2 separate regions of the Homo sapiens genome follow, and region 1 is linked to region 2. A link is an interaction called in ENCODE POLR2A ChIA-PET data of the cell type or tissue named here. Cell type or tissue: Panc1. All regions are shown on one strand. Links, peaks and the distances in the headings refer to the core of each region. The heading gives the core; the rest is flanking DNA.

What was found. Peaks named below come from ENCODE experiments on the same cell type or tissue, not always from the same donor. Only the 100,000 strongest peaks of a DNase experiment are listed, where the experiment ranks them.
Region 1: POLR2A ChIA-PET joins it to region 2 with 5 read pairs; 11 of 35 experiments call an interaction of 5 or more read pairs at or near these places.

Annotation. Positions count from the first base shown.
Region 1 is chr12:116,499,800-116,502,717 of GRCh38, forward strand. No RefSeq gene overlaps it. Among named protein-coding and RNA genes, the nearest start is that of LINC02457, 15 kb to the right of the region's middle. In Panc1, for the core only: no CTCF peak of the experiment used is centred there; no DNase peak of the experiment used is centred there; H3K27ac peaks cover 2,090 bases.
Region 2 is chr12:116,567,546-116,570,463 of GRCh38, forward strand. The region is part of intron 1 of MAP1LC3B2 (microtubule associated protein 1 light chain 3 beta 2); the gene reads left to right. Among named protein-coding and RNA genes, the nearest start is that of MAP1LC3B2, 9.6 kb to the left of the region's middle. In Panc1, for the core only: no CTCF peak of the experiment used is centred there; no DNase peak of the experiment used is centred there.

The sequences.
Region 1 (2,918 bases), core at 124-2,623, 68 kb before region 2:
TGGTGATGCTTACCTGTAGTCCCAGCTGTTCAGGAGGCTGAAGCAGGAGAATTGCTTGAACCAGGGAGGTTGCAGTGAGCCAAGATCACGCCACTGCACTCAACCTGGATGATAGAGGGAGACTCTGTCTCGAAACAAAAAACAACATAAAACAAAATTCAACTCAGATGTTCCTTTCTTTGTGAAGACTTCCCTCCTCCTGGTTCTCTGTTTACAACTCTCTCGGCTCCTAAAGGACTCATTATTGTGTTTATTCCCCTGCCTGTTTGCTGCCTTAGCCTATGATAGGAGTACCCTTAGGGTGTCATTCATCTTTGTCTCCTTCGAAGCTAACGTAGTCCCTGGCACCGATCAGGTACTCACTGAAGTCAGATGACTGCATGTATGAATGGAGCTGCTTCTCTGATGGACTGAATAGGAACCCAACAATACCACCTTTTGGCAAAAAAGACATTAAAATGTCAAGGTTAAAGTGTGGATTTAGGAGTCGGATGGACATAGTTTGAACCCCAACTCTGCTGCTTGCCAGTTTGGGTGGCTGCTTGGGAATCATTTCCTCATCTTTAAATTGGACATAATGTCTTCCACCTGATGGAGTTCTTGGAGGATTAAATACAGGTGAAACACCTAGCACAGAGTATTAGGTTGGTGCAAAAGTAATTGCGGTTTTTGCCATTTAAAAGTAATAATTGGGCCAGGTGCGGTGGCTCATGCCTGTAATCCCAGCACTTTGGGAGGCTGAGGTCGGTGGATTGCCTGAGCTCCGGAGTTCAAGACCAGCCTGGCCAACATGGTGAAACCCTGTCTCTACTAAAAATACAAAAAATTTGCCGGGCGTGATGGCGCACGCCTGTAGTCCCAGCTACTAGGGAGGCTGAGGCAGGAGAATTACTTGAACCTGGGAAGTGGAGGTTGCAGTGAGTCGAGATCACACCACCAGACTCCATCCTGGGTGACAGAGCAAGACGCCATCAAAAAAAAAAAAAAAAGTAATAATTGGGCCAGGCATGGTGGCTGACACCTGTAATTCCAGCATTTTGGGAGGCCAAGGTAGGTGGATCACTTGAGGTCAGGAATTCAAGACCAGCCTGGCCAACATGGCAAAACCCTATCTTTACCAAAAATACAAAAATTAGCCAGATGTGGTGTTGGGTGCCTGTACTCCCAGCCGTTTAGGAGGCTGAGGCAGGAGGATTGCTTGAACCCAGGAAGCAGAGGTCGCAGTGAGCCAAGATCGCACCACTGCACTCCAGCCTAGGTGACAGAGTGAGACCATGTCTCAAAAAAAACAAAAACAAAAACAAAAATCATAAGTAATAACTGTTCAGTAAGTGATTGTTCTTTTTAAAAATCATGGTGTATGCCAGGCAAGATGGCACATAACTATTGTCCCAGCTACTCAGGAGGCTGAGGCAGAAATATAGCTTGAGCTCAAGACTTTGAGTTTAGCCTGGGCAATATAGAGGGACTGTCTCTTAATAAATAAAAGGTATAAAATACCTCATAAAATTTACATTTTAACCATTTTAAGTGTATAGTTCAAGTGGTTTTTCATACATTCAAATTGTTGTGTCCATAAGTATTTTTATCAATACTGCTATATTATGTCACAAGTCTTTTTTTGTTTGTTTGTTTTTCAAAAGAGGGTCTCACTTTTTCACCCAAGCTGGAGTGCAGTAGCATGATCATAGCTCACTGCAGCCTCAAACTCCTGGGATCAAGTGATCCTCCTGTTTCAGCCTCCCAAGTAGCCAGGAATACAGGTGTTCACCACCATGCCCAGCTAATTTTATTTTTTTGTAATTTTTTGTAGAGATGGGTTCTTGCTATGTTGCCCAGGCTTGTCTTGAACTCCTTGCTTCAAACCATCCTCCCACCTCAGCCTCCCAAAGGGCTGGGATTACAGGCTTGAGCCACCACACCCAGCTAATTTTATTTTTTGTATTTTTTTTTTTTTTGGTAGAGAATGGGTCTTGCTATATTGCCCAGGCTGGTTCTGAACTCCTTGCTTCAAACCATCCTCCCACCTCAGCTTCCCAAATTGTTGTGATTACAGGTGTGAGCCACCATGCCTGGCCTGTGTCAAATGTCTTAATAGTGTGGATTTTGCTAGAGACAGGACATGCTATTCTGAACCGGTCATGGACTTGCCTAGGTCTCTGCTTTCTCTAGTTCATTTCATCCTCTCAAGAATCCTGGGAGGTTTTCTCATTTCCATTTCTATTGGAGAGCTCTAACGATGTGCCCGAGGGCACTTGGCAGCAAGTGGCAGAGCTGAGACCAGCCCCCAGACCCACGGATCTGTCCACTACCTATCAATAACCACTTGCTGAATTGTGATGAACCCAGTCTGACCAAATCGCTTCTCTGAGGTTCTGACTTTGACACTGGGAGGGGCGTAGCTAAAATGAGAAAAGAGGCAGCCCCATTCCAGGACAGGTGAATGACATGGGAGCTCTGGCATCCTCAGCCCAGACAGCAGCACAGGGCAGGGGCTGAGAGAGCCTTGTCGAGCTGCTGATGTCTTTATGCAGCCAGGACTGACTCCACGGTAGCAGGCCCAGCATGCATCACCCCTGTGACAAATGATAAAGATCTCATTCGGCATACGAGATCCACTTGAGGAACTGAATGGAGACAATTGAAAAGCGCTCCACACCGGCCACTGAAGCTGAAGCCCGCAGAGCCGGATGATGTAAGGTCTTCTGTGTGGATTTGCTGATTCTGGAGATTTTAACTATTTGGGCTTTATTAGTCTCTGGGCCTCCTCGTGGGGAACTGAAGTGCTGGAACTCGGGGAAGACCTGACTTGTCAAGTCCATAGTATCAGAGCATTCAGACAGGCTGAGTGTCTGATTTCGGCCAATCAAGTTTCATTTTGAAGACTAACTATGATGGATTACGATGGCTTTCTAATT
Region 2 (2,918 bases), core at 304-2,803:
GAGACCAGCCTGGCCAACATGTTGACTCCAGGTCTCTACTAAAAATACAAAAATCAGCCAGGTGTGGTGGCACATGCCTGTAATCCCAGCTACTCAGGAGGTTGAGGCAGGAGAATTGCTTGAACCCCAGAGGTGGAGTTTGCAGTGAGCCGAGATTGTGTCACTGCACTCCAGCCTGGGTGACAGAGTGAGACTCTGTCTAAAAAATAAAAATAAAAAAATATATATATATATGTAAACCCTCTAAGGGTTTCGGTTGCCAGGAGAGAAGAAAATGGAACCCAAAACACTTAGAGGAGGAATGACAGACTCATTTTATAGAACAGTGGGAAGGGATTTGGGGATTAGGAAAACCTTCTGGGGAAGTGTCTGGAGCCTGCGAGTTCTTGAAAAGGACAAACGATCATGTTCCCCATTGTGTTTCAGATGCCCAGCACAATGCCTGATCTGCACTAGGTGTTCAGTAAATTATTTGTTGAACGAAAGAATGATTAAGTGAGTAAATGTGAATCTCCAGTCAGGCCTAACCTATGTTTTTGCCAAACCAGACTCCAATGCCTTGATAGCTTTGCAGCTCTTTTTCCATTCTTTGTCGTCCTGGCAATTGTCTCTGATCCTTTCAAGGCAATAGATGCGACCCTTTGTGGATTATGAACATCTCTGAGAATCTGCTGAGAGTAACAGGCCCTTTTCTCAAAAAAAAGAATGCACAGACACGTACACACAATTTGGCATATCTTTTCAAGTGAGCGAATGCCCTGAACCTCACATGTGGCCACAGCCTAACAATCTCTGGAGCTTTTCCCACTCTTCTTCCTGTCTCTCTGCCCTGCAGACTTATTTGCTCCTTCACTGGGTCCTCATAGCACTTTTTAAAATCTTTTCAGTTTTTAGCTTAAAACAACATGTACTTTATTCACAAGTCTGTAATTTGTGCAGAGCTTGGGGGATGCCCTCTGGCTCCACTTCAGGCTGGGGCTGGAATCACCTGAAGGATTACTGCATGGTTTGAATGTGTCCCCCAAATTTCATGTACTGGAAACTTAGATCTCCAAGTTCATATGTTGATGGTATTTGGATGTGGGGCCTTTAGGAGGTAATTAGGATTAGATAAAGTCATCAGGGTGCAGCCCCCATGATGGGACTGGTGGCTTTATGAGCAGAGGAGGAGAGGCCTGAGCTGACACACATATTCTTGCCCTTTCATCATGTGATGCCCTCCACCATGTTATGATGCAGCAGGAAGGCCCTTGCCAGACACTGGCACCCTGATATTGGACTTCCCAGCCTCTAGAACTGTAAGAAATAAATTTCTTTTCTTTCTTTTTTTTTTTTTTGAGACAGAATCTCTGTCTCCCAGGCTGGAGTGCAGTGGCGCATCTCCACTCACTGCAAGCTTCGCCTCCTGGGTTCACGCCATTCTCCTGCCTCAGCCTCCTGCGTACCTGGGATTACAGGCACCCACCACCACGCCTGGCTAACTTTTTGTATTTTTTTTAGTAGAGATGGGGTTTCACGGTGTTAGCCAGGATGGTCTCGATCTCCTGACCTCATGATCCGCCCACCTCGGCCTCCCAAAGTACTGGGATTACAGGTGTGAACTACCGCGCCCGGCCAATTTCTTTTCTTTATAAATTTCTTTTCTCTAGAAATTACCCAGTCTATGATATTCTGTTATAGTAGCAGAACACAGACTAAGACAATTGCTCACTCACCTGTCCAGAAGCTGTCCAGAGATTGATGCTGAAGAGACCTAAACAGTGGGGAGCTAAAATAGCTGGGGGTCCTCAGGCATCTCCTCCTGTCTCTATGTGGTCTTTCTATGCATTCTCTCTGGCTTATCCAGAGCACTTTAAACATACCTCTCTTACTACTTAACCCACAACGTAGTAGTTGTTATTTGGGCCTGTGGATTGTGGCAATGTACTTAACATCTGTTTCATTGGCAAAACTGTAAATCCTTCAAGGACAAGGACCATAACTTGTTCATCTCTATTTCCTTAAGACCCTAGCAGCTACCTTGTATGTAACTATGTATTTAATATATGCTAGTTGGAATATGCACGTAGGTATGTGTTTATTTTATCATGATGTCCCACTACATTTCAACAAAGAAGTAGAATGGCGCTTATATACATACCTCAATACAACAAAATAAAAATGCAAATCAAAGAAATGGGGATAAAGTAAAAATAAAGCTAGGAAAAATGTTAAAATAAAAGATAACAGGCCAGGCATGGTGGCTCGCTCCTGTAATCCCAGCACTCTGGCAGGCCTAGGTGGGCAGATCACAAGGTCAAGAGATCGAGACCATCCTGGCCAACATGGTGAAAACCTGTCTCTACTAAAAATACAAAAATTAGCTGGGCATGGTGGCACGCACCTGTAGTCCCAGCTACTTGGGAGGCTGAGACAGGAGAATTGGTTGAACCCAGGAGTCAGAGGTTGCAGGGAGCCGAGATCGCGCCACTGCACTCCAGCCTGGCCACAGAGTGAGACTCCATCTCAAAAATAAAATAAAATAAAATAAAATCACTACCCAAAATGCATACCCACAAAGTTGTATATCATTATTGTCAGTGGCTCAGAAGAAGGGGCAAAGAGGGAAATACCCTCATTACTAAAGTTCACAGGGTTGCATACAGATGATCCTCAATTTACAATGGCTCAACTTATAATTTTTCAACTTTATGATGGTGCAAAAGTAACATGCATTCAGTAGAAACTGTACTTCAAGTACCCATACAGCCATTCTGCTTTTTGCTGTTAGTACAGCATTCAATAAACATGAGATATTCAACACTTTATTATAAAATAGGCTTTGTGTTAGATGATTTTGCCCAACTGTAGGTTAATATAAGTGTTCTGAGCTTGTTTAAAGTAGGCTAGGTGATATGGTTGGGCTGTGTCTCCACCCA